Linked DNA regions of Mus musculus: regions 1 and 2 are each linked to region 3. The links are chromatin loops, found by intact Hi-C in ENCODE. Cell type or tissue: left cerebral cortex. All regions are shown on one strand.

Region 1 (8,000 bases), 190 kb after region 3:
CTCCATCCTGAGACCCTAAGCCTACGTGGCTTTTGAACACCTTTTGAAGCCAGAGCCAAGGCTTTCTCTCTTCCATATTCTTCCATCATCTTCCTAAAGAGCAGGTTTCCAGTAAGTGTTCCTTAGAGAAATTCACATTTTTTTGTTTGGAATTTGGATTTTTTTTTTTGGTGGTCTTTTTGTTAGTTTTTGTTTTATATTTGGGAGTGTTTTGAATTTAGTTAGGTTTTTAAATTTTTATTGTTTGTTTTGTTTTTTCATTGCTAAGGATTGAACCTAGGGCCTTTTACTTGTTAGGCAAGGACTCTACAACCAAGCTACGTCTCCAATCCAGTTTTCTCTCTTTTCTAAGAACATTAAACAAGACTATGATCAAATTTTTATTTTTAGTCCTCGTTTTGGCAATGAGGTGGGGCTAGCTAGGTGAGGACAGACCATGGCTTACTGATTCAAGCGCTGTTTCTGCGGCTGTCTCTGTGGTGAGGCAGTAGATAATGGCAGTCCAAGCCAGAGAAACGCCAGAGAGACAGAAGTAGCTTTAGCCCTTGGCCAGCCAACTCTTGCACAGCCCATTCAGCCTCCCTGCCTATTTCCATTCTAAAATTCTAAGAGATTTACTTTCATCCTGGGACAACCAGTATTTAAGGTCAGGTGCAACAAAAGATAGTGGGTCAGCTCCAGGATGACCCCAGGCAAGGCCTGGGCCAGTCACACTGCTGCAAAGAGTACAAGAGACAAATGAGATCGCAGAGGCTTTAAATTAGTACTGACAAGTTTCCTCTGCTGCTGAGAAAGCATCCCAGAGACACCCTGGGCACAGACACTGATAGTTTGGCTCCCCCAACGGGAGGTCACACTGCCTGCACCTGAGAGGAGACTGAGTACAGATTACAGCACATCTGGCTCCATTGCTCTCACTGAGTCTTATTCTAAGAACTCCCATGAGATGTAGGATTGATGTCTACCATCGCAAGTAAGACAAAAGGGTGGCTCTAACACATAGTTATAACAAAACCTATATCTGAAACATACAGTGGCTTGGACCCAATAATGACACATTTTATTTGCATCTTTCCAAAATCCTCTAGGCAAGGTAAATACTATAGTTACTTCGCAGATGAGAAAGCTAAGGCTGAGAAAGGCTTGATACAAAGCTACATCACTGATAGTTATAGAGAAGAAGGCCCAGCCTAGGTCTTGTTCCACATTCAAGACTCTGTGTATGAGACCTCACCTCCAACTCCAGGCAGTGCAATGCCTTTTCATGAGCTAGTGTGGTAGACTTTACTGAGTCTGTCCTTGTCCTAGCTCTCTTCCTCAGAAGATGCTGTCCCAAGCCTGGAAGGAGCCATCCGCTCTACCTACCACCCAGTAAAGACAAAGACAGGCAGAGAGGAGGCTGCTGAGGAACAGGGCAAGAAGGAGTAGAAAGGGAGAGAGAGGTCCAAGCCCCATCTCACCAACCACTTTGTGAATGAGTGTGAGCTTTCTCTGGGCCCTGCAGTTCCCTCAGCTCTAGAATGCCAATGGCCTCGCCACCATTCAGCACTGATAACGACGTCATTGAGCTCTCACTTCCAGAGAGAGCCACTAGACTGTGCTAGCTGAACCCACTCTAGCATCAGATCACTTGGTTCCTTCTGGTGGCTTGAGCTTGCGCTCATGCCTTGGACTCTCGGCTCCAGGAACAATTTGGTGTTTGGTCTAACCAAGACCATCTAAGCCACCCACCATGAGCTCCTACTCTTGTTGGCACACATCTACCAACTACATACATTGCTCCCATACTAGCCCTAACTGGACAAAGATAAACAAGACCATGCCTTTCATCAAAGAACTCTGAGTTCAGCTTAAGGATAGACATGCTAATTACTATGTCATTAGTAAATACTACACAGCAGAACCAGCATCAACTTCATCCTTTAGTTGTGATTCTTGGGGCCTTGAATTGTACCAGACCCAGCAGGATATGATCAACATTGTTGGAATAAACAAATAAAACAAACCATACAGCAGGATCTCAAAGGATACAGTTTGCCAGAGGCACTCTCTTCTCTACCTCAAAGCGTCTGACTTCATATCCCCCTTTGTTCTACTGCTAGGCTGAAAGAACATCTCTCCCCCTTCCAGGAACTAACCCTTTCACAGTGATCTTCAGGCTCATATCCATGGCAGCTGGGCTTCAACTCCTCCTCCCTCATATACCTCTGTCCCTCTGCTACTTCATCTCCTGCAAGGGGCACAGCCATCTTCACCCTCCACCACCATCACCCACCAGCAACTCCTTTATCTCCACCATCACTAAATCCAGTGGCCTTTTCCTCTTACCCAGCCTCCCTGACCTCCCCAGCCTCCTGGACACTGCCATGACACTTTCCCCTCTCCTGTCAATATTCAGTCTGCCTGGCTGCTGTTCTTCCTCTGCTTGCCTCAGAAATGCAAGGCCTTGCCAAGATTTCCCTGCTACTTACATTAGCTCCCTAGAGAACTAATTTAACGTCAAGACTTCCAATTCAGGAAGCCTTTCCAGGCACCAACCCTATTCCAACCCTGCAGCATCCAACAAAACCACAGGGACTGAAATGTCAGGAAAGAAAAGGTCCCCATGGGCATAGGGTAGGACAAACATATTTTCATCCTCAGACTCTCCATAGCTTCTATCACAGTGTGCCTGTCCTGCTTGACCCTGCTGTTCACTCACAGGCTCCCCACCTGCTAATGCGGCAGTCAGAGACAGGCATGCCTAAGCATCCATTAGGTGAATGGATGCGAGTTCTTGACGAATTATGAAGTGTAACAGATTATGAGCATCTTCATCAGAAGCCCCAGCTGTGACTTGTGCACAGCACAGGACAAAACCCCTGGGTGCTGGCTCTGCAGGCCACTGGGTGACCGAGAACCTGCAGATATGGGAATGCCCTTCCTAACTTCCTGGGGTTAAAGAGCACAGTCTAGAGGAAAGGAGGGGCAATGAGGGATACACACCCCTAAAATTCTTTCTTCCATTCATTTCTCCTCTCTTCCATCAGTGAACACCCACTGCTCTAGTTAGCTTTAACTGCCAGCCTGACACCACTTAGAGTCAGGAGAGGTGAGAACCTTGAATAAGGAACTGCCTGAATCAGACTGGCCAGTGGGCATGTCTGTGAGGGATTGCCTTGATGGAGAAGGGCCCAGTCCCCTGGAGGCAGCACTGGCAGCATGGCATAGGCAGGTGGTCCCACACTGTGTGTGTGTAGAAGTAAGCTGAGCATGAACCCACATGAATCAACAGGGATCCGGCCTCCGTGGTTTCTGTTGTACCTTCCTGGTGAGGAATTCCCTGGTAAAGAATAATATTGCAGAACAGCAAACATTCCTGCCTTACTTCCTTTAGTGAGAGATGATGACCTGGAAGTATAAGGTAAAATAACCCGTTCCTCCGGCCATGCCCACCCCCAAGTTGCTTTTGGTTTGAGTGTTTTACCACAGCAACAGACAGGAAACTAGGATACCCACTAAGCACCTCTGAGGTAGCAGGGACTATTCTATCGACCAAGACTGAAACTTCCTTTTACTTATTTATTTACATTCCAAATGTGGCTCCCCTTCCCAGTCTCTCGTTCCCTGAGTCCCTCCTGCTCGCTCCCATCCCCTTCTCTTCTAAGAAGATACGCTTCCACCCTGGAATATCAAGTCTCTTCCAGATTTAGGTGCATCCTCTCCCCCTGAGGCCAGACAGGACAGCCATGGACACTGAGCTACCTGTCATGTGCTGGCGGGCCTCGTGCCAGCCCCTGTATGCTCTTTGGCTGATGGCTCAGAGACTGCAACTTTCAACATGAAAGACAAGGCCTTTGCTTGCCTAGACCCCACATTCTAGTGAAAAGAACACGGTGCTGAGGAAAACAAAAGGAGGTGCTTCATCGGGGCACCCCCAGCATGGCTCTGCTGTCTGGTGGCTTTCTCTCCCGTGTGTTCTCACAGGCAGGTCCACTGCTGTGCAGTTTGCACTAGCTCCCCCTGCTATGGTACAGCGCCCACGTGCTAGCTTCTAACCACAACAGACCATGCTTAGGGTGGTTGGTATGGCTTCAAGGAGGACTCTGTGCTGTGCTCTGGGAAAGACTTAGGGCTGCTGGGTCCCCAGAGTCTAAGACCTCAGGCTCCTCTGGCAACAAGCACTGATGCTTAGGGGTTCCTGCCAGAGAGTCACTTGGCCGTGCTTTTTTCGGGTTGTGTTCAATTCTATCAGAGCCCTCCGGACTCAGCTGATTGCTGGTGGTAGATTTCTGCGTTATTTAGGGCACCAAAGTCCCACAGTCTTGACACAAACTTAAAATTAGAAAAGCATTAAATATAGGAAAGAAGGAAGGTCATTCAGGAAAGGCAGCCTTTGGGGAGAGCTGCAGGACAAAGACACCCTGGAAACTTCCAGGTTCATTAATGGGTTTTACACAGCATTCAAGTGGTGTTTCTCCTTCAGAAATAACACGGTGGAAAGCGTAGGGGACAGGCTCAATCCTCAGCTAACGCGGCCGAGTGAGTGACTCGGCAAACTAAAAATAGCTCCTTTCCCACACGTTCTGACGGATCTCACTTCGACCCTGTGCACGGGTTGATCCTTGCAGCTTCTGCCCTGCAGAAAAAATGAGGGCTGGCGACCCTTGAGCTTCACAGTGACCCCATCTCAGACCCAAGTCTTGTTTAATTCCACGGTTCCTGCTCCCACCGCTGGGTGTGCACACACGTGCAAGTGTGCGCTGAGAGTCGGTGCTCCTCAACCAAACGTGGGCAGAATTTAAACCAGGAACATGACTCAGGGATGTGACTGCAGGCTGAGCCCAGGCAAGCCCCCAGAAACACTGACAATCAGGCCATGTGTCCTGGCTCTTCTCCTGCCTCCTAGCAGGCCTCTTTGGGTCCCGGTGTTCTTAATTATAAATGGAAATAATCATTGCTCTTGAGGCCTGTTTCACGGCACCATACTAGGATCAAAGGAGACAACGTATGAACGTGCTTTGTGTTTGCTGCTGTGGGAACGGGACAGGCCAGACAGGCAGCCACACTGGGGCGCTAGGCTCAGGCACAGAAAGACTCAAGCCCTGTGGCCGACCTCATGCTCATCTTGGCATGCCATATCCTTGCTATACACCAACCCGGTTTTAAGAGCCTGGGTCAAACAACAGTTCCTTTTTGCTGGTGTCCTCGGAATTATCATCTGGTCTTCACCACTTCCTGTATCCATTTCTACCTCACTTCTCACTTCTCAGCCCGGAGTGCCATGTTTACTGGGGTACTAGAAGCTCTTTGAACACCAATGCTTATGCAGTTGACAAGGGAAAGGACAAGACATCCAAGTTCCTTTTTTTTTTTTTTTTGCTATAGGAGACCACTACCCAGCAGCTGAGCTTGTAACTTAGCTTAGTCAGGGAGTGGAGATGTGTGCCTGCTTGGTTCCCTGTGTTGTTCCCAGGCTATCCACTTGGCTTCTTCATCTTTGGTTGCTTCTCATCCCTCTTAAGAGCCAAGTCCTATCCATTCTGTTTGTGGGTCTTTACAAGAGTTCTAAACAGTTCCTTATTGTACAGAGTTCAACCCTAGTACTAGCACCCAGTCATGTCATAGCAGGCTCCCGGGGCACATGTGTGTCCTGTCTGTGTCTGCAGCAGTGTGGCATGCTGGGACAACAACAGATCACTGACTGCTTCTTGCATTAGACAATGTAACCAACTGTTACCAAATCCCCACTATCCAAGAGAACCATGCCTGCTCTCTTCACCAGCTCCCCATGTAGCATGCAAAGTCTACCATAGGAATTATGATCCACACCTTGTTGACAGAACCAGACAGGGCAATGGACGAGGCTCCCATGCCTCGGCTACTATGCCATCCAAAGTTTCAAGTGACCCAAGGACAGGAATGCTAAAGACTATGACATTGTTACACAATTGCATCAGGCTCTCTGCAGCTGAACTCACTACACAGAAGAAATTACTACTCCATTCCTTCAATCCTGCATTAGCAGAACCAAACAGAACCAAGATGAATACAGTAGGCATCAAAAAGACACTCATGGCTGCTGCCCTTGAACTCATCACCAAGAGTCTTTTAGTCTGCTTCTAAAAGAAGCAGTTAGACGGGCTCTCGATGCTCAGTTCAACGACAGTGATACAAATAAGTAAGATAAATACACGCACGGTCACATGCATGTCAGAGCACGTGACGGAAGTTGGGGACAGCTTAAGGGAGTCGGGTCTCTCCTTCCACTCTGTTGGTTCCAGGGTTAAAACTCAGGTCAACAGGCTTGGGGGCAGGCCTCTTTACCTGCACAGCCGCCTTGCTGGCTCTCGGCAGTCATTTTACATGCCCATTTTAAGACTAAGAGGAAATGAAACAGCACTCGTGATAAACAAAGGCTGAATCAAATCACAGATACTACCTCTGACCTTTTACAAGCATGGACTCCTGCACATGCAAAAAGAACGTACTTCAGTTGGGGTGGGAGGTTGAGAGCAGGCTTATTATCGCTGCTGTGTGCAGACTGCCTTCGTGACACAGAGGAAGGGCTCCGGAGAATGAGGGCTAGGACATGAAACGGAAATGGAACATCCTATGGACAGGGAAGGAGGTAGCCAGGTGGCCCTGGGGAAGGGAAGCCCTCCAGGTGTGGAGAGGCTTGTAATTAGCCTCTTGCTAATTACAGAAGTCCTATAAGTTTATTAATTTTTTTCTGACAGACTCTGAATGAAGACTGAATTCCTTCACTAAACTAACTCCAGTTCAGAGACATGGCTTCTGATGCCTGTTCTTCTAAAAGCCCTAGCCTTTCTTTAAGAACAAACAAAAGGGCTCAGTGAAGTAAGATTCAGTGACAGGAACATACACCCTGGAGAAATTAAGATTCCTGCCTTAAACGGAGAACTTCAGGCCATTTCAGAGAACCAAAGGGACTTGAATAAGCAAGTGGGACACAATGTTTTCTTCACTGGAAAATATAAACAGATGTGCAGAATACTTAGCTCAGCACTAAACACCTTCTAGGTCGGGTCACAGCCCCCCACCCCATCCCCATGTTATCACCTCATGAGGGCTCCATGCCCCGGCCAATTTAACTGTTAGCAGCCCCCATGCTTTCCTCACATCTCCACCCAGTATGACTCTGTTCAAGTTGTTATGTTCCTTGAAGTCCTCCTGTGTCTTCCAAATGCTTCAGTCCCATCCATCCCTCACGACATACCTCAATGCCATGCCATTCTCAAAACCCAAGCCAATCTTTCCACCAACTGAGTTCAAGCTCTCACTCCTGCCTGGAATACTGGCCTCTGAGCCTCCCTAAGTGAGTTATACAGTCTGCCTTATGCTAATGGACAGGTAGGTAACCAAGAACCAGCTTTTCTATCACAGTAAACCATTAGCTTCTTGTGAACGAGGATCCCTTCAGACTCCTGTATAACATACCATGACTCAGACTGGTATATAGGAAGCCCTCAGGAAAACACTTCACTGTGAGACAGGGAAGACACCACACTGTATGTGCAGGAAGCCACCACAGAAACCCTTCTCCGTGGGTCAGGGAAGGCAGCACACTGCATCTGCAGGAAGTCGCCACTTACCTCTGTTGCTCCTGTCAGGCAATGCAGAGGTGAAGGCACACTGTTCTGTGGCCCCTGGAAGGCGAGCGATGAGTCTTGCTCTACAGGTTTCTGAGCTTCAGGAGGCTCCAACCTCCTCCCTAGCTGACCATAGTCTGCTCGACCCCAGGTAAACACCTTGCCAGTTTCTGCGAACAAACAAGATCTGAATGAAGGCTATGTTCCCCAGATGTGCTCTCAAGGGTAAACAAGAGTTACTAGTAAAATTGTGACTGTTTACTTCATTATGTTCCAATCAAGGACGTGATAATGCCTTTGAGGGGGAGGGAGGAATGGCTCAGATTGCTTGCCATGTACCCTTATGAGGACCTTAGTTTGGATCCCCAGAACCTGTGCAGAGCCAGATGAGGTAATTCACATTCCAAT
Region 2 (8,000 bases), 120 kb after region 3:
GCCGATGGGCTGCAGCCAATCAGGGAGTAATACGTCCTAGGCGGAGGATAATTCTCCTTAAAAGGGACGGGGTTTTGCCATTCTCTCTCTTGCTTTCTTGTTCTTGTTCTTTTTCTTGCTTTCTTTTTCTCTCTCTTGCGCTCTTGCGCTCTGGCTCCTAAAGATGTAAGCAATAGAGCTCTTGCTCTCTTGCACTCTGGCTCCTGAAGATGTAAGCAATAAAGCTTTGCCGCAGAAGATTCCGGTTTGCTGCGTCTTTCCTGGCCGGTCGCGCGAACGCGTGTAAGATTGTATAGATTCCCTTCAACCTTTGTGTCCACGCTGGTCTCAGGGGTAACTACCTCCTTCCATCCAGCAATGGCAGCTGCAACAGATTCTCTAAAGGGCAGCCTTAGATTCTCTCATTAGCTCATCTTAATTACAGCTGGACCACAGCAGTTCCTGTGTAAAATACGAGCTCCTGCTGCAAAGCAGGCAGCTTTGCCGATACCTGCTCTAGCTCTTTCTCTGGCTCCAGCTCTTCTGGTCCCCACTGCTGCCGGCAGCTTCTCTTCCCTGCCGTCCTTGGTTCTCACCCCTGCGCACATGACACTGGGGCCAGCAAACATCGCCCCAAACCACTTCAATCCTAGGCAGCTGTCAGTCTAGTGTGGACAAGAGTGCTTAAGGCTCTGCTGAGAGTCAGGTGCTATCCATGGTGCTGTGACTAGGCAGGAAAGGGGAGGGAGGCACAGAGTGCTTCCCTTCCAGAAGCCAGGAGTCAGACCTAGGACAAGGGGAAGAGAATGGACCTCTGTCAGGAGGCAGACAGGGGTGAGTGATAATGAGCAGTAAAACTCAGCTGGAGGGTCTTACACCTTCCAATTCACAGGAGAGAGCTAAAGCCTACGAAAGCCTCCCAGGGGAAATCACATCAAATGACAGCAACTAACATTTCTTTTGTTTGTTTGTTTTGTTGGTTGGTTGGTCTTTTTTATTTTTATTTTTTTGGTTTTTTGAGACAGGGTTTCTCTGTATAGCTCTGGTTGTCCTGGAACTCACTCTGTAGACCAGGCTGGCCTGGAACTCAGAGATCCGCCTGCCTCTGCTTCCTGAGTGCCGGGATTAAAGGCGTGCACCACCACGCCTGGCTAAAAATAATCTTAAACATTTTTCAAAAGATTTTACTTTCAGTTTTAATTATCTGCAAATGTGTTTGTACAGGTAAACATGGTATCTATGGAGGCCAAAAGAGGACATTGTATCTTCTGGAGGTGTGTGGGTGGTTAGGTCACTGGACATGATTGCTTGGAATCAAACTGGGGCCCTCAGCAGGAGCGGTCCACACTGTACCATCAACACCATGCGCTGGGTACTGCAGCCACCTCTGCTGTGATGATGAGGAAAACAAGGGGTTAAGCGCCTCGTCTGAGTTCACTCCAGTACAGAAGTCTGCGCTGAACCCTGGCCCCTTGCCACAGCGCTGTAGTTTGATGCCCAGCTTCTTAAATTGTGGTGACAACCTCATATGGGGTTCTGTGACTAAATGTGGGGGTTGTGAAAATTTTGGCAGCAGTAAGAAGTTTCTGAACACACAACAATGACAGATTATTTCAAAATCAAATATGTAAGGAAGCCGAGGTGTTACTGGCAACATTCACCCATGTTGTATCATGTGACGTTGCTGCAGCTTTGATTCTGAACACACAGCAAGGCCAACAAACACATCCCGAACCACGGAGGCTGAGACTCCTTGTGACATAAACTACTTTCTGCTCTCAGAGAAGCATGATGGTCAAACTATGAGAACACGGATCAGAGTGGTGTATCTCTGGAGTGTGCTCAGTCAGAGGATTTGGCTTAAAGACTGCTGTATGAGGTGGTGATCTGAGTTGCTTTTTTTGGGGGGGGGGGGTTGGGCTTGGTTTTTTTTTGAGATAGGGTTTCTCTGTATAGCCCTGGCAGTCCTGGAACTCACTTTGTAGACCAGGCTGGCCTCGAACTCAAAATTCCGCCTGCCTCTGCCTCCCGAAGTCATTAAGCAGAACAGGCCAGATGGTTCCGTGAGTAAAAGCAGCTACCACCAAACCTGAAGGCCCAAGTTTTGATCCCTGAAACAAGTGCATGTGTGCCTACACACGTATACACACAACAACAACAACAACTAAATAAAAATTTAAACATTATTAAATGAATTTTGACTTATGCTTAGGATAGAATGTCGAACAATTTTTTAAATGGTCTTAAACATTCTGCTGTCTTGTACTGGGTGTTTATGTGAAGTGTTGTTCTGAGCCCTGACAGCTTTGAGTATGTTCTATACTCTATAATATCAAATAATCAATCAAGATTTAACTAGGAAGCCAGACGTGGTGGTGCACGCCTTTAATCCCAGCACTTGGGAGGCAGAGGCAGGCGGATTTCTGAGTTTGAGGTCAGCCTGGTCTACAGAGTGAGTTCCAGGACAGCCAGGGCAATACAGAGAAACCCTGTCTCAAAAAAAACCAACCAACCAACCAACCAAACAAACAAAAAAGATTTAACTCTGTATGTAATAAGAAACACACACACACACATACATACATCTCATTAGTACACAAGTCTGCTTTGTCCTTTAATAGTAAAAGTTAATGTATACTGAAGAACTGTCTTTTAAATAATTTTCTAGCTGTTGCCAATTTATGTCTCATTTGTATACACACTTTACACACGTGTACTTTTGGAGTCATACTGGGTGTAAGTAGATCCTGAGCAGTGATTGCCCCACTGTGCTCTTTAGCCCAAATCGCGTCGACTCTGGAGAGTAATGGACAGCTTTCCCGAATGAATTACTCATGGGTGCAGCCATGGCCTTGTGTTACCCAAGGCCGGCTAAGCGGAAGCTTTGATGAGCCTGGTTTGTGCCCTACTTGGAGTCCCCTGGTGCAGGTGTACACCAGGCAGCAAGGACTGGGGACAGAGCCAAACCAAGAGGAAAGAACTTCCTAGGATGGGTTTGTCCAGAGAGTCAGAAGTATCTAGCTCACTCCTCGATTGTATGTCTCCCTCTCCATGATGCCAGAGCTTGTGAATTATGTCTTTAAATATCACTTTCAGAGGCAGGAGCAAACTCAGGGGCCTTCGGAAGATACTCACTGAAACAGGCTGAAGTGTTCAGAAAACAGGCTCCCACTAAGGGATTTGTCACCAAAAATGTCTCCAAAATCTTCCCCAACTCCCCCCCTCTCCCTCAACCCTCTCTCTCACTATACATCCCAGACAGCCTGGAGCTTGTGATTAGCTGCTGGGTGCTGGGTACAAATGCACACCACCGAGCCTGACTCCCCGACGAGTCTTCTCCAATTACATTACATGGGTTTCACAATCAACCGTTATCAGTGTAAAAATTACTTACTAATTACTGCCAAGTTGTGCTCCGAGCCACAAGAAATCTGTAAAAGTAAAGAAAACATATGCTATTAGAAAAAAAATGTATAGACATCTCCGCTAGTATGCTTTGTGATCATGGTTATTTCATAATGGCATGCACATCCACATTTTGGCAACTTTTAGAAAGATGTAGAAAGGAGCATCATACACAAAGGTTAAAATTATAATTATAACATATTCACAGCTACATGGAAAGTCAGTGCGGAAAAACATTGCGTGGAAATGCACCAAGATGTTAAAGCTGTCGTTAGCCAGTTAGACTACCAGTGATCTCTTCTTTCTACTTTTTATTTTTCAAGCTTTCTTCTTTTTTACTTAAAATTTTAAATCTGTTTTATTTGTTTTTAATTTTTTTTCACTTTAACTTTTTGTGTAGGTGTTTTTTTTTTATCTGCACGCAAGGTTAGGCACCATGTGCATGCAGTACCCATAGAGGGCAGAAGAGGGCGCTGATCCCCTGGAGTGGGAGTTTCAGACAGTTGTGAGCTACCACGTGGGTGCTGGGATTGAGCCTGGCTCCTCTATCAGGGTTCTTAATCAACAAAGCATCTCTCTGGCAACCCACACATACAAAACCAGAGGCGGGCTCTCGTGGAGCTATAACTGGCCTTAAACTTCTGCTCCTCCTGCATCTAGCTCCCTAGTGATGAGACTTCAGGAGTGTACTGCCACACCCAAAGCATTTTTCAAAATTTCTATAACGTACACATCACTTTTTTAAAAACCCAGAAAGATATAGTAATAAAGATAACAGTTTTCAAATGCTGAACTAGAATGGCCATCCCATCCAGTGATAAAATGAGCCAAGGAGTCTGTGGAATGGATGTTTCTGCTCTGTTCCCGTCCTCTTCCAGCCCAGACTCCCTGTGGCCTCTGAGTGCACTGCGTTCTCTTGTGCTCAAGTGCATGCTTGTTCGTCCACCCAGAATGGCCTCTCCTTACCGCCTACATAAAAGGCTGTATTCACTTTTACCTCAGAGCACCCACTGAATTCCTTGGCTACAGCATTTAGGCTGGCTCAGGCACCGCTGTCATTCTGCCCGATCAGAATCTGCCTGTCTGTCTATCCGGCACCACATTGCAGCAGGCATCCTGTCTTTTAGTATTTCTTCTGGTCTCTGCTAGACACACACAGCCTGAGAACACAGTGAGTCTCACCTCTGCATCGCACTTGTGACATGTACAGAGCCTGGGGCTCAGCTAACATCTGACAAACTAATGAATAAAAATAAAAATGTCGAGTGCATGAAGAAAGAAAGAAAGAAAGAAAGAAAGAAAGAAAGAAAGAAAGAAAGAAAGAAAGAAAGGAAGGAAGGAAGGAAGGAAGGAAGGGAGGAAGATAAAAGAAAGAAGAAAGGAGAAAGAACAAAAGGAAAGAAGGAAGGAAGGAAGGGAGGAAGGAAGGAAGGAAGGAAGGAAGGAAGGAAGGAAGGAAGTCAGTCAGTCTCAGAGAGAGAGAGAGGGGGCAGCAGGTCGTCAGGGTTTGAATCCAGAATTCCCAGCCACTGGTGGGTACGTCTACCCCTACAGTGTCTGCATTATCTACCACTGTCAGGAGGAAGTGACGGGGATGGAAGGCAGAGGTGGCTCTCTGGGTGCTCTGAAGAAGATGTGTGACCAGCATCACAATGCTCATTTTAATCCTAGGCCCGAGAAAGGGAGGAGCTACACTGGATGTTGATGTGGGAGGAGCCATGGGTGTCAGCTATGTTACCCGGACAGAGAGGAGACACAGCCAGAGGAAATGGCTTGTCTTGGGTTCCAGGCCAAGTCTGAACATGAGAACTCTCATGATCACAGGAATGATTCCACAAGAGTGACATCTAGCCTGTCTGTACCTGGCTTCTTTCATTTAACGGAATGCTCTTTGGGTTCGTCCCTATTACAGCCCACTGACGGCTGTGACTAATAACACTGTGTTATATCCTTGAGAACCTCTGAGTAACATAAGTTAAAACCTGCCGGGTAAGCACCACCTGGAGTTCAGATCCCCAGAACCCACATGAACACAGGGTGGGCGTGGTGGCCCGCCTGTGAGTCCAGTCTCAGACGATGGAGACGATGGAGACGACAGATCCCCAGAATAAGCTGGGTTGAGAGACCCTGCCTCAGGGAATTCGGCACAAGAACAATGGAAGATGACTGTTGACATTAACCTTGGGGCTTCGCATGTGTATACATGTACACCCGCACCCACATTTGAATTCACATACACATACACACAAGTGAAAAAAGGGAAAAACGAAAATGCTGGGTATATTTTAAGCTTTCTTAACACAAAAATGACAAGTATGCGACCTAACCATTAGCTTGACCTAACCATTCCATGATGTGTACTTATTCAAAACTTCATGTTGGACAACACACACACACACACATACACGTGTATATGTATGTGTATATATGTATATAAAATAGAAATATTTGTTAATTAAAAAAAAAAAAGACTGGAGAGGCTAGAGGAGTAGCTCAGTGGTTAAGAGCGTCGGCTGCTTTCCCAGAAGACCTGGGTTCAGTTCCCAGCAACCACATGCTGGCTCCCAACTGAATGAGGTTCTAGTTCTAGGGAACGATAGCCCTTTCCTTCTGGCTTCCATAGGCACTGGACACACACACACACACATAGGCAAAAAAACAAAAACAAAAACAAAACAAAACCTTAACATAAAGTACCTTTAAATCTAACGCATTTACAAAGACTAGTGCCGCTGTGGCCCTCCTACCCTGACAGGCTCCTGTCTGCCCGGTGGGGAAATGAAAGTTCTGGTCTCAGGAAGGGCTCAAAGCCCTTCAGCCAGGCAGGCTGGAGGAGAGAGGGGCAGCCTGGGCTCCTAGGCCTTACCCTGCACAAAGATGGGATTCCCTGTGTCACATTCAACCTGGTGTGAGCAGAGACTATAACACTGCATGGACTTTGAGAGAGTGTGGCAAAGCTGCTCCAAACATCTTAGACCAATGCAGCTTAGACCGATGGGGGGGGGGCTGTCTAGCAGTAAGCAAATATGTATGTAAATGACGGCAGAGCTGTTTGATGGACTATTAAGCAGCCTAGGAAAATGATGCTTACACTAAGAAAATATTCCAAATATCATCTGAACGGGGAAAAAAAATCACATAAAAGTTATATCCATAATACATTATCCACTCTGTAATAAAACATGAATAAAAATGACTGCAAGGAGAGACATCAGAATGCTGACAGCACCTGTCCGCTCTCTCTCTGAGTCTTATACACTAATGCTTGTAGCAGGGGGTGGGGGTGGGTGGGAGGGGTAGAGCTATTAAAAATAAGAAAAGAAGTATAATGCGGTTCCCTCCACATAGGGGAATAAAAGCTAACTATGAAATGTATGTGTTTAGATATGAGGAAGGGGCTCAAAAGAGGTAAGTTACCAGGGCAATCGCATCCTGGTAGCCACATGAGTAGGAACTTTGTTCCCACCAGTCTTTATTTCCAGAATGTTCTTTCACCGTGGTGACAGCAACAGTAGTGTGGTGACAGTGATAAGAACAGTAATTAAAACTACCATAAACCGAGGACGCGTGTGTGCCAGGCTGTGCTCCGAGGCGCCTCTCGAACACCGGCACATTTTAATCATCACAGACATCTTTCCAGGTATGCTTGGCTTTGCTCATTTTAGAGATGAGCTCGAGGCTCATACATATTCAGTGGCTTCCACAGTTAGTCAGGCAGCAGCAACAGAAGTGAAGTCGGGTTTGTCTCATTTGCAAGCTACTGCCCTTTACCTCTGCTTCCTGTTACCTCAAACAAGCAAACCTCTTCGATTTAAGAAACACACAGAGAGGCAAAGGACTTTTGTCTGGGGTTGAGGGTAGCCCTGATCAGAGACTTGAAAGCGACCAGCATTAGGGATCGAGCTTCCAGGCCAGCCGCTGACAGATGCTAGCTCCGCACTAGACCTGCAGCTCTGCATTCATGAGTAAGACATGGGTAGACAGGCTCTGTCAATGCCCGTGCTAAGCTGGGAACATGGAACTTCCCATGGCTTCTCCCTCTCTGTGCTCTGGCTTAGGTGGGGACCCCTGAACACCCCACACCACGGCTCTCAGCACTACACTCCTCCAGTGATATTGCTTCAATGGCCATTTGCTCCATATTGCTCCTGCCAGCGTCTCCCCACTGCCCAGCAGCAGGCAGTTTTATAGAAGACTGTTAAAAAGTGGCTATGTGCCGGAAGCCAGGTCACTCCTGGGCCCTCTACTTTCTGATTCCTGAGACCTTTGACAGGACTTTGAACCTCCAGGACCTGAATGTTCTCAGATATTAAAAGGTAACAGTGTGTCTTGTCTGCCTTACAGAAGTGCTGAGGGACAGATGGTGGCCCTCCTTCCTTATACACACACCTGACCCCTGCTGAAAACCCTCCTCAGCTCCCCTCCCACTCTATTGGGAGGGTAAGGTCTAAATTAGAAAGCATGGCTTATAAGGCCAGGATGTCTTAGTACATGTTTACTCCTCATAAACTCAACTGCAAACAATGTATTCTCTTTTCCAGTCATGAGGCGTATTTTCTCTAAGGACGTCATGTAATTTCAGACTCCTATGCATTCTACTCTCCTTGCCTGGAATT
Region 3 (8,000 bases):
CTCTAGGGTCCCAGCCGGTTTCCTTTTGCGAATCACTTCGACTTCAGTGAGGGGCTTCCCTGTCTAGGGCTCTGTGGAAAGAAGCTCTGGAGGCACACGCAGTCCTTTGATAAAGAGAGCTGAACTAGAGAGACATTTGGAGAGCCAAGCTCTGCTCCTATGTGGCTTTGCAGACAGGGAAGAGGGGGCAGCCTGAGCCCCTGTGGCTGGCTCCTCAGGTTTCCTGAGGAAGAGTCTAGGGAAGCCCCTTTGTCGGTCTGCCTCTTGACCGTTCACAGCTGAGATTGTACATGTCCTTGTCTCTGCATGCCTCTTTTTAAAAAAAATCTCACTTCCGGGGTCTCTATTAATCTTAGGATTGGGCTGAGCATCCTGAAAGCCACTGTCCTAGGGATCTGAATCAGGGCCAGGCTGGAGGTGCATCACTCTGGACCAGGAGATGGGACAGACTCTGGCCAGAGAGAGAAGGGCACTGAAAGCCATCTATCCTGCCTCACTCTGAGACCAAAGGGAATGGCTGTCTGGAGGAACGCTGTGATTAGTTTCTGGAGGGAAGAGGTCTCCTCAGACTTTTCTCCTCTTTGTCTGTCCATCTCTGCCCCTTTCTGATAACTCTGCCTCTCTGCCTCCCGCCTCTCACCCCCTCTCTACCTCCCCGCACTTTCCCCCTGTGACATGAAGATCTGTTTTAATTAGTGCTGTGATTCCCACGATCAGGTGGGGAGATAGGTCACAGGTTTGTCCCTAGGCTCGCAACAGTGCCTGGGGGTCAGTATAGACAGACAGCTATCTGCACTGTTAGCCAACAGGTAAGAGTCTCTCGCTTCTTAATTAAATCCCCTGTGCCGGGGCAGCCTGTTCGATTGTAGTGGACAGGAATCAATAAGCATCTTTCATAGCCCAGTGGCCTCTGGAGCTGGGCCTGACCTTCCAGTCCCTCTCAATCCCACCTGCTCACTTCTTTAAAAAGCTGGGAGTCCCTGGAGGTTGAGAGCTGGGTCTGACTTGTCCCGTGTGATTTTTGTACTTGGTAGAGAATCTGGAGCAAGTACGGAATGAGAGCTAATGACTGTTGATTAAATAAACCTAGGGGTGAGTGGCAAGCGTGGGCCAGAAGGACTTTGAAGTTAGAAATACGATCTCTGTCCCCAGCATTAACTTCCAGTATGTAGGGACCACAGCCCTGGACATGCATGGCTCACCACCCAGAGTGCCTGAAGGGGAGCGAGGCCGCCAGTATTCAAGGGGCTGAGCAGTCTTTGTGCATGTTTTCATAAGGTAGTTCAGTTTTCTGGGTAAACTGAGGTCTGTCTGTCATGGTTGTGACTAAGCCACCCTAGAATCAGGAAGGGTTCAAGGCCTGAAAGGGGCCAAAGGGATCAAGAGGGGCTCGGGATTGATCATTAATGGTGAGTTAGGACAGAGGGATGGTGAAAAAGGTATTATTTTACAGTCCCTGTAAGAAGTTATCTCTGAAAGAATCATTGGGCCTTCAGGCTTCCCCGGGAAGGGTCGGTATTAAAAGATTCCTTAAGAGGTCAGTCTCGTCCTGGTCAAGGAATGGCTTGTCTGCTCAGGGTATCAGATGGCTCCTGGGTTAGAAGAGGAGCTGGCCGCCGCCCTTCTCACCTCGGTGTGACGGGGGCGCGGGCCCAGACGTCGCTGGGAGCCTCCGCCCAACAAGTGGAGCTCCCCTAGGGCGGAGCGTCGGCGGGTCCCCACCGAGCAAGAGGCAACGAAGGGCGGGCGCCCCCAGCGCCAGGGTTGAGGGAGGCGGGGTTCGGTGCCGGCCTCGGAGGGGGGCGCAGAATCAGGGCTTTTTAGGACCCAGCGCGGCGCCTCCCTCCGGGGGCGAGTGCGGCTGCGCGCGCCGTGTGCCCGTGTCCGGAGAGCCGCGGGCTGGACGCGGACCGCGCGAACGAGCAAGCGAGCAGGCAGCGGAGCAGCAGCCCGGAGGCAGCAGCGGCGCGGCGGCGGCGGTGGCGGCGGTGGCCGCTCCGCGCCTCGCCTCCCTGGCCTCGCCAGTCTCGCTGCGCCGCGCCCGGACCTGCCACCCCCGCCTACCGGGCCCGACCTCGGCAGCGCCCCTCGCCTCGGCTGCCAGCGCCACCCGCCCTCCTAGAGCAGAGAGCGGAGTGCGGGGCGCAGAGACACCGGAGCCAGTGCCCGCCGGCCCCGCCAAGCAAACCCGGCCGGGAGAACCTTCGCTCGGCCCAGCGCAGCTCCGCAGCCGTCCGGGAGCTGTCCCTTCAGCACCGCCGCGGAAGCCTGAGTCCCAACGCAGCCCAGCGGAACCCCTGACCCAGCCCGAGCGCACAAGGTGCTGCGCTCAGCGGCCGCCCCGCGGGGCAGCACCCTGGTGCCCCTACCCAGGGGACCCGCCATCCCCTCCGGGAGGCGGGGAGAAGGAACGAGGAGGGAGGTCAGGCAGCTTCACCCGCCACCGAGGGGAGTAGGCAGATAGGCAAGGAGAGCCGAAGGGGACCGGTCACGCAGGGAGGAGAGCAAGCCGCATCCGTCCCCACCGCACCGGGAGCGCGCTGCAGCGACCACCGCAGAGCCAAGCGCGGATTTCTCGTAACCCCCTCTTTCCCAGCTGGGGCTGGTCTATCGGTCCGGCCCCCGAAACGGAGCAGCTGACCTTCCCCTAAAAAGCTTTGTGTCGGTTTCTCCATTTTCCCGCTGAGATGATACCGGGAGCCCGGCCCCCCCATCCTCTCTCCCCTCCTCCCGGGCCTCGCCGCTGAGCGCCGCCCCACTCCCTTCCTCCCTCCCTCTTTACCTCCCTCCTCTCTTCCACTGCCTCCTCCGCAGCCAGGCCAGCTCCCTCTCACACTAGGCGCCTTAAAGACCCTAGGGAGCCCGTGCACACACCCCTGGACCCGCACCTGCCTGACAGCTCCCCCTGAGGGAGCTTGGCTCGTTGGTTGGGGTGGGTGGCCAGAGCCGCGGTCCTCTGTGCCCCCCGACGGCTGGGGGGAGGGGGGAAGAGGCCCTGCGCCCCCCTCCCCGTCGCCAACTCCCCCTGGCGGCAGCTCCCATGGGTGTCGCTGGGCCGCGCCATGCCTAAGGGGGCGCCGCGATGGGCCAAGGGGACGAGAGCGAGCGCATCGTGATCAACGTGGGCGGCACGCGCCACCAGACGTACCGCTCGACGCTGCGCACGCTGCCCGGCACGCGGCTTGCCTGGCTGGCAGAGCCGGACGCCCACAGCCACTTCGACTATGACCCGCGTGCCGACGAGTTCTTCTTCGACCGCCACCCGGGCGTCTTCGCTCACATCCTGAACTATTACCGCACCGGCAAGCTTCACTGCCCGGCCGACGTGTGCGGGCCGCTCTACGAGGAGGAGCTGGCCTTCTGGGGCATCGACGAGACGGACGTGGAGCCCTGCTGCTGGATGACCTATCGCCAGCACCGAGACGCTGAGGAGGCGCTGGACAGCTTTGGCGGTGCGCCCTTGGACAACAGCGCCGACGACGCGGACGCCGACGGCCCCGGCGACTCGGGCGACGGCGAGGACGAGCTGGAGATGACCAAGAGATTGGCACTCAGTGACTCCCCAGATGGCCGGCCTGGCGGCTTCTGGCGCCGCTGGCAACCGCGCATCTGGGCGCTGTTCGAGGACCCCTACTCATCCCGCTACGCGCGGGTAAGTGACTGCTTATCCATCGGAAGAACCTGACCCGGAAAGGCAGCCTTTGCCGCTTCCTGCGGGCAGGGTGCAGTGGACAGTGAGTGCCCAGAGTGTTCTGAACACGAAGGGGGTGTGTACGTGTACGTGTGTAAGAGAAGGGGTGATTTTGCCATGATAACTGGGTTTATATACATGAGTTTGTGTTGCCGGTTGTATATGAAAGTGTGTGTGTGTGTGTGTGTGTGTGTGTGTGTGTGTGTGTGTGTGTGCTGTGCATGCATATTTATGTAACTGTGCGCTGGTGTGTATTTGGATGGATAAAGTCTGTAGGAACAAGTGAGCATATGTGTGTGTTTGAGTGTGCGTGACACCCCCACACTCTGGTTAGTGCCCGTTAGTGATGTACATCATGAAGGCATGAATTGCCCTTTGGTTTGGGAAAGATGGGGAGACTCCTTCCTTCTTCCTAGGTCAGGGAGCCTTTGGAGTAGAAACAGTGTCTTAGCCTGCTGGGAAGCTAGAGACAGACCTCAGGGACCACCTTTAAGCCATTTGAGGAAGTGGTCTTGCGACTACTCATAGTTAAGAGCTTGGTAGTTGGTGTGGATCTGGGCTGGGTGCGGGAGATAAGAGAATGGTGGTCTCTGGAACAGCTGCCTTCCCCGTACTGGGAAGAGCCTGGGGGAGGTCCAAGCCATAAGCTCCTGCTTTCTCTGGCCCCTGGGAAGAGGCTGGCAGAGAGGAAAACCTTAAGGGGAATGAACCCAGAAGTGTGTGAAGTGGGTGTGTCTTCCTCAGCCACACCCCTTTAGAAACAGCAAATTGTTACAAGGGAGAAAGGATATCCTGTTGCTGACCTTGGCCCTTCAGATGGCCTCCCTGGATTAGTTTCTTCTGCAAAATGGGGAGAGTGGTGGACTGCAAGGGCCATTTGATGGGCCATCTGTTGCTGAGACCAAGAAAGAGACCCCAGAGAGAGAGCTACCGTGGAAGACACACTCCAGGTCTTCCTGGGCTCTGTTCTCTGGCCTGAAGAGTACCAAGGATGAGAGAGATGTGTAGAGTTGGCAATCTGAAACAGTCCCTCCCTGTCTATAAGCCACCTCTGCCCCTTCCAGGCAAAACACTACCTCTGCCCATCTACTTACTGCCCCAGGCCCTTCTCTTTTGCAGACAGGCAACTGAGCCAGAGCTGGCATGGGGGTGAGGAATAAGGAGAAGCTGAAATCAGCAAATCAGTGGACAAACAAAATTTGGGAGCTAGGGGGAGGGTTCTGAGGTGCCCAAGGACAAGGAAGGGCTGTACAGGCAGACACCTGACAGATTTAATGCTAATATAAAACAGAATGACATACGGGGTGGGGGCAGCAGTTCAAAACCTCATACCTTGAATCCTAGAACAGGTATTGTGGGTAGAAATGGAGAGCACTTGGTCTCCCATGTTGCCACTGAGGATCTTGGCCAAGGTCAGGTAGGAAGCAGAAGGCCAAGTAAAATTTGAACCAGAGCCTCCTGGGACCCTATTCTTCCTTGAGATGGCCACCAACTCTCTGCTACTCTCCAGAAAGGCCAGGGACCACTAGAGGTGGCCTCTCCTCTTCCCTGTCTCCTTGATGACAGAGGCCACTACAGCTAGAGGATTATGTAACTGGAGGCTATGCTGAGCTGTGGGGAGGGGCTGGAACCTGGGACTGGGAGAATGAGCCAGCATACACTGGGAGAGAGATACCCGCAGGCTAGGCCAAGACCTGGGTTAGAGCAGCCCTTCCACTCACATTTGACCTTGGCCTGAAGTAGGCCCAACTTCTTTAAGGTAGTTGCAGAAGGCTGAGCCCCTCCACCTGCCACTGTGGACTCTACTTTGGTCAATGTACCCATGTTTCAGGGTATGTGAGGGTCAGTAAGGTGTATCCGTCCTCCTACACCATTTTCTCCACCCACAGGCCATTCCTAGGCTATGAGGTGGCCTTCACTCAATGGAGACAGATAGACCAACCACCTAAGCACAGCTTGAGGACCTGTCTGTATGAAACCATAAGTCAGGAAACTCTCACGTGAGCATCTACTGAAGAACCCATGCAGGGAGAAGCTGGACAGTCAGAGGTGGGGGGGAGGACACTGGGGTGCAGGAGGGTATTGGTGGGTAGCACTCAGGATTGCAGAACTACTGTCTTTTCTGGTAGCCTCCTGGAGAGGCCACAGGCATGGGTATCACACGAGGACACTGAGACCCATAGAAGGAGTGGAAGTGAAGGGAGAGCTGGGATTAGAACCAGGCTCCTGCTGCCTGCCTGCCTGGCTGGCCGAGCTGCATTGCGCTGCCTTGCTGCAGCCCTGCGCAGAGACCAGCCTGCTGCCCACCTCCTCCCCCTTCCATCTCTGCTCTGCCGATGCCCGCCCGCCCGCTGTCACCTTTCTTTACTCCTCCCCCTCACAGCCTGGAAAAGCCTTCTCAGATTGGTGGGTCTGGGTTTAGGGTTTTTTTTTCTTTCTTTCTTTCTAGATTTCAGACACAAATCTCATGTGTGATATAGTCTGTGTGTGTAAAACAAAAACTAGAAAGGCTTGTGTGTGAGATTCTGTGTGGGTGTGTGAGAGACTCCTCGTGTGTAAGGATAAAAATATGTTAGTGGATGTGACTCTGGGAGCACATGCGTGTGTGCCTGTGTGGTGTGTGTGTGTGTGTGACTGTAAGAGAGATACTTGTGTCAAAGAAACTGGATGTGAGATTGTATGTGGGTTGAGAAATGGTTTATTTGTGTGTGTGTGTGTGTGTGCGTGTGTGTGTGTGTGTGTGTGTGTGTGTGTGTGTGTGAGAGAGAGAGAGAGAGAGAGAGAGAGAGAGAGAGAGAGAGAGAGAATGCGTGTGTAAGAAATGCCTTGTATAACACCCCAGGTCAGTGTATCTCTGAGAGGTATGTGGGCAGGTGTGGACGTGTGTGTGTGTGTGTGTGTGTGTGTGTGTGTGTGTAGCTGTGTATATGTGTAAGCTATGTGCTCAAGACCACCTATGCACATGCAAGGTGTGTGACAGGCTGTGTGTGGCTATGTGTTAAGAAAGGATGAGGCCCCATGTGTGACAATGCATGTTTTCTATGAGAGGGGTCTTGGCTGTGTGTCACTGATGATATTCGTGCTTGTATGTGAAAGAGACCTGGTGTGGCCTGGGAGTACCTGGAAGAAGATAATATTCTGTGGCTTCTGTGCCTGCTGTCTTCACCTCCAGACTTCCAGGATGTCTGGCTGAAGGCATTTCCTTGCATGTCACACCTCAGAAGACCCATGTTCCAGCCAGGCCAATTGTGCATGTATGGGCCAGCAGTGAGGTCACATCCTCCAAGGAGCTGTCAGGATGTTGGCTGTGGGACATAGGAGCTCCTTGGTTGGAGAAGGGAGGCCCGTTGGAGCTACAAAGGGTAGCAGTGCTGGCTAGAACAGCTAGTTCCCTGATCTTCCAGCGTAGGGGTTGGGGATTGAGGTGAGCTGGGGCAAGCTGAGCCCCAGTCTAGGATGGATGTTGCAGCCTCAGACACACATAAGGTGTGAGTGGTGATGTAGCTATGGAGATGAGGGGATGAGGGGCTTCCTGGAATGAGCTGCCTCCTGGAGTCACACTGGGCAGACACTAAGGGGTGAGCAGGTGTTGGCAGGGAGAGGCAGAGGAAGAGCAGTATGCAAAGTCGCAGGCCTGTGAGAGCTGGTGGATAGAGCCAGCTGGCTGAAAACCTGCCCTCCTCACCTCCTTGAGAGTCAGCTGAGGTCAGAGGCCCTAGGCCTTTGTGATTTACATGTCACTGGGAGCATTAGTCATTGTCATATCAAGGCCAAGAATGGTCTCTAGGTTGCAGGCCAGGAAGTGTCCTGTGTGTGAGTGTGTGTGTGTGTGTGTCATTTTACACAGGTCATTTGACCTCATGAATGCCAATGAACTCAAAGTTGGTGAAGTCCTACCTCTGTGCAGTCTACTGTCCATCTTTCTTGACACTCTGTTCTTCTCTGCCTCTTTGCTCTGTCCCTTAGTCTTTGGGACCTGATATAGCTCTAACTCTTCTTGGCTATCTTGGAAGAGAGTCACCTAGTGGTTACAATGGAGAGCCCAGCTAAAGACTTCTCTTTTCTTCCTTGGGTCCCACTTCTGAGGCAACTCTGGGGAGTCCTGAATTGGGCATGAGGCAAAGATGGAACTATTAACAGGCACCTCTCCGGAAGCTCGCTCTTCCCCAGGACAGGGCATACTTTGAGACATGGTATCATGTAATGGCAGCGTGGCCCATCCAGATACTGGAATTCTTTACCAAGAGTCCTCCAATGGTGTTTTGTTTTGTTTTGTTTTGTTTTGTTTTGTTTTGTTTTGTTTTGTTTT

What was found. Hi-C counts contacts between places; a loop is a spot of excess contacts. Peaks named below come from ENCODE experiments on the same cell type or tissue, not always from the same donor. Only the 100,000 strongest peaks of a DNase experiment are listed, where the experiment ranks them.
Region 1: a loop joins it to region 3, with 3 times the contacts of the local background. A loop is called at or near these places in 2 of 42 quality-filtered maps.
Region 2: it touches region 3 in a loop (2.2-fold over the local background); 2 of 42 quality-filtered maps call a loop at or near these places.

The regions. Positions count from the first base shown.
Region 1 is chr7:46,583,012-46,591,011 of GRCm38, forward strand. Sergef (secretion regulating guanine nucleotide exchange factor) reads right to left here. Exons shown (of 11, transcript NM_013789.2): 9 at 7,596-7,762. Among named protein-coding and RNA genes, the nearest start is that of Sergef, 53 kb to the right of the region's middle. In left cerebral cortex, a CTCF peak has its summit at 4,708; DNase peaks (open chromatin) are centred at 3,268, 4,049, 4,569 and 4,755; H3K27ac peaks cover 2,821 bases.
Region 2 is chr7:46,512,295-46,520,294 of GRCm38, forward strand. It overlaps Sergef (secretion regulating guanine nucleotide exchange factor), which reads right to left. Exons shown (of 11, transcript NM_013789.2): 10 at 3,374-3,410. Among named protein-coding and RNA genes, the nearest start is that of Kcnc1, 120 kb to the left of the region's middle. In left cerebral cortex, a CTCF peak has its summit at 3,850 (motif pointing right); DNase peaks (open chromatin) are centred at 1,545, 7,078 and 7,281.
Region 3 is chr7:46,394,596-46,402,595 of GRCm38, forward strand. It overlaps Kcnc1 (potassium voltage gated channel, Shaw-related subfamily, member 1), which reads left to right and starts at 1,873. Exons shown (of 4, transcript NM_001112739.2): 1 at 1,873-3,652. The coding sequence starts at 3,083. In left cerebral cortex, CTCF peaks have their summits at 3,031 (motif pointing left) and 7,713; DNase peaks (open chromatin) are centred at 1,832, 2,219, 2,510, 2,783 and 4 more places; H3K4me3 peaks cover 4,835 bases; H3K27ac peaks cover 3,399 bases.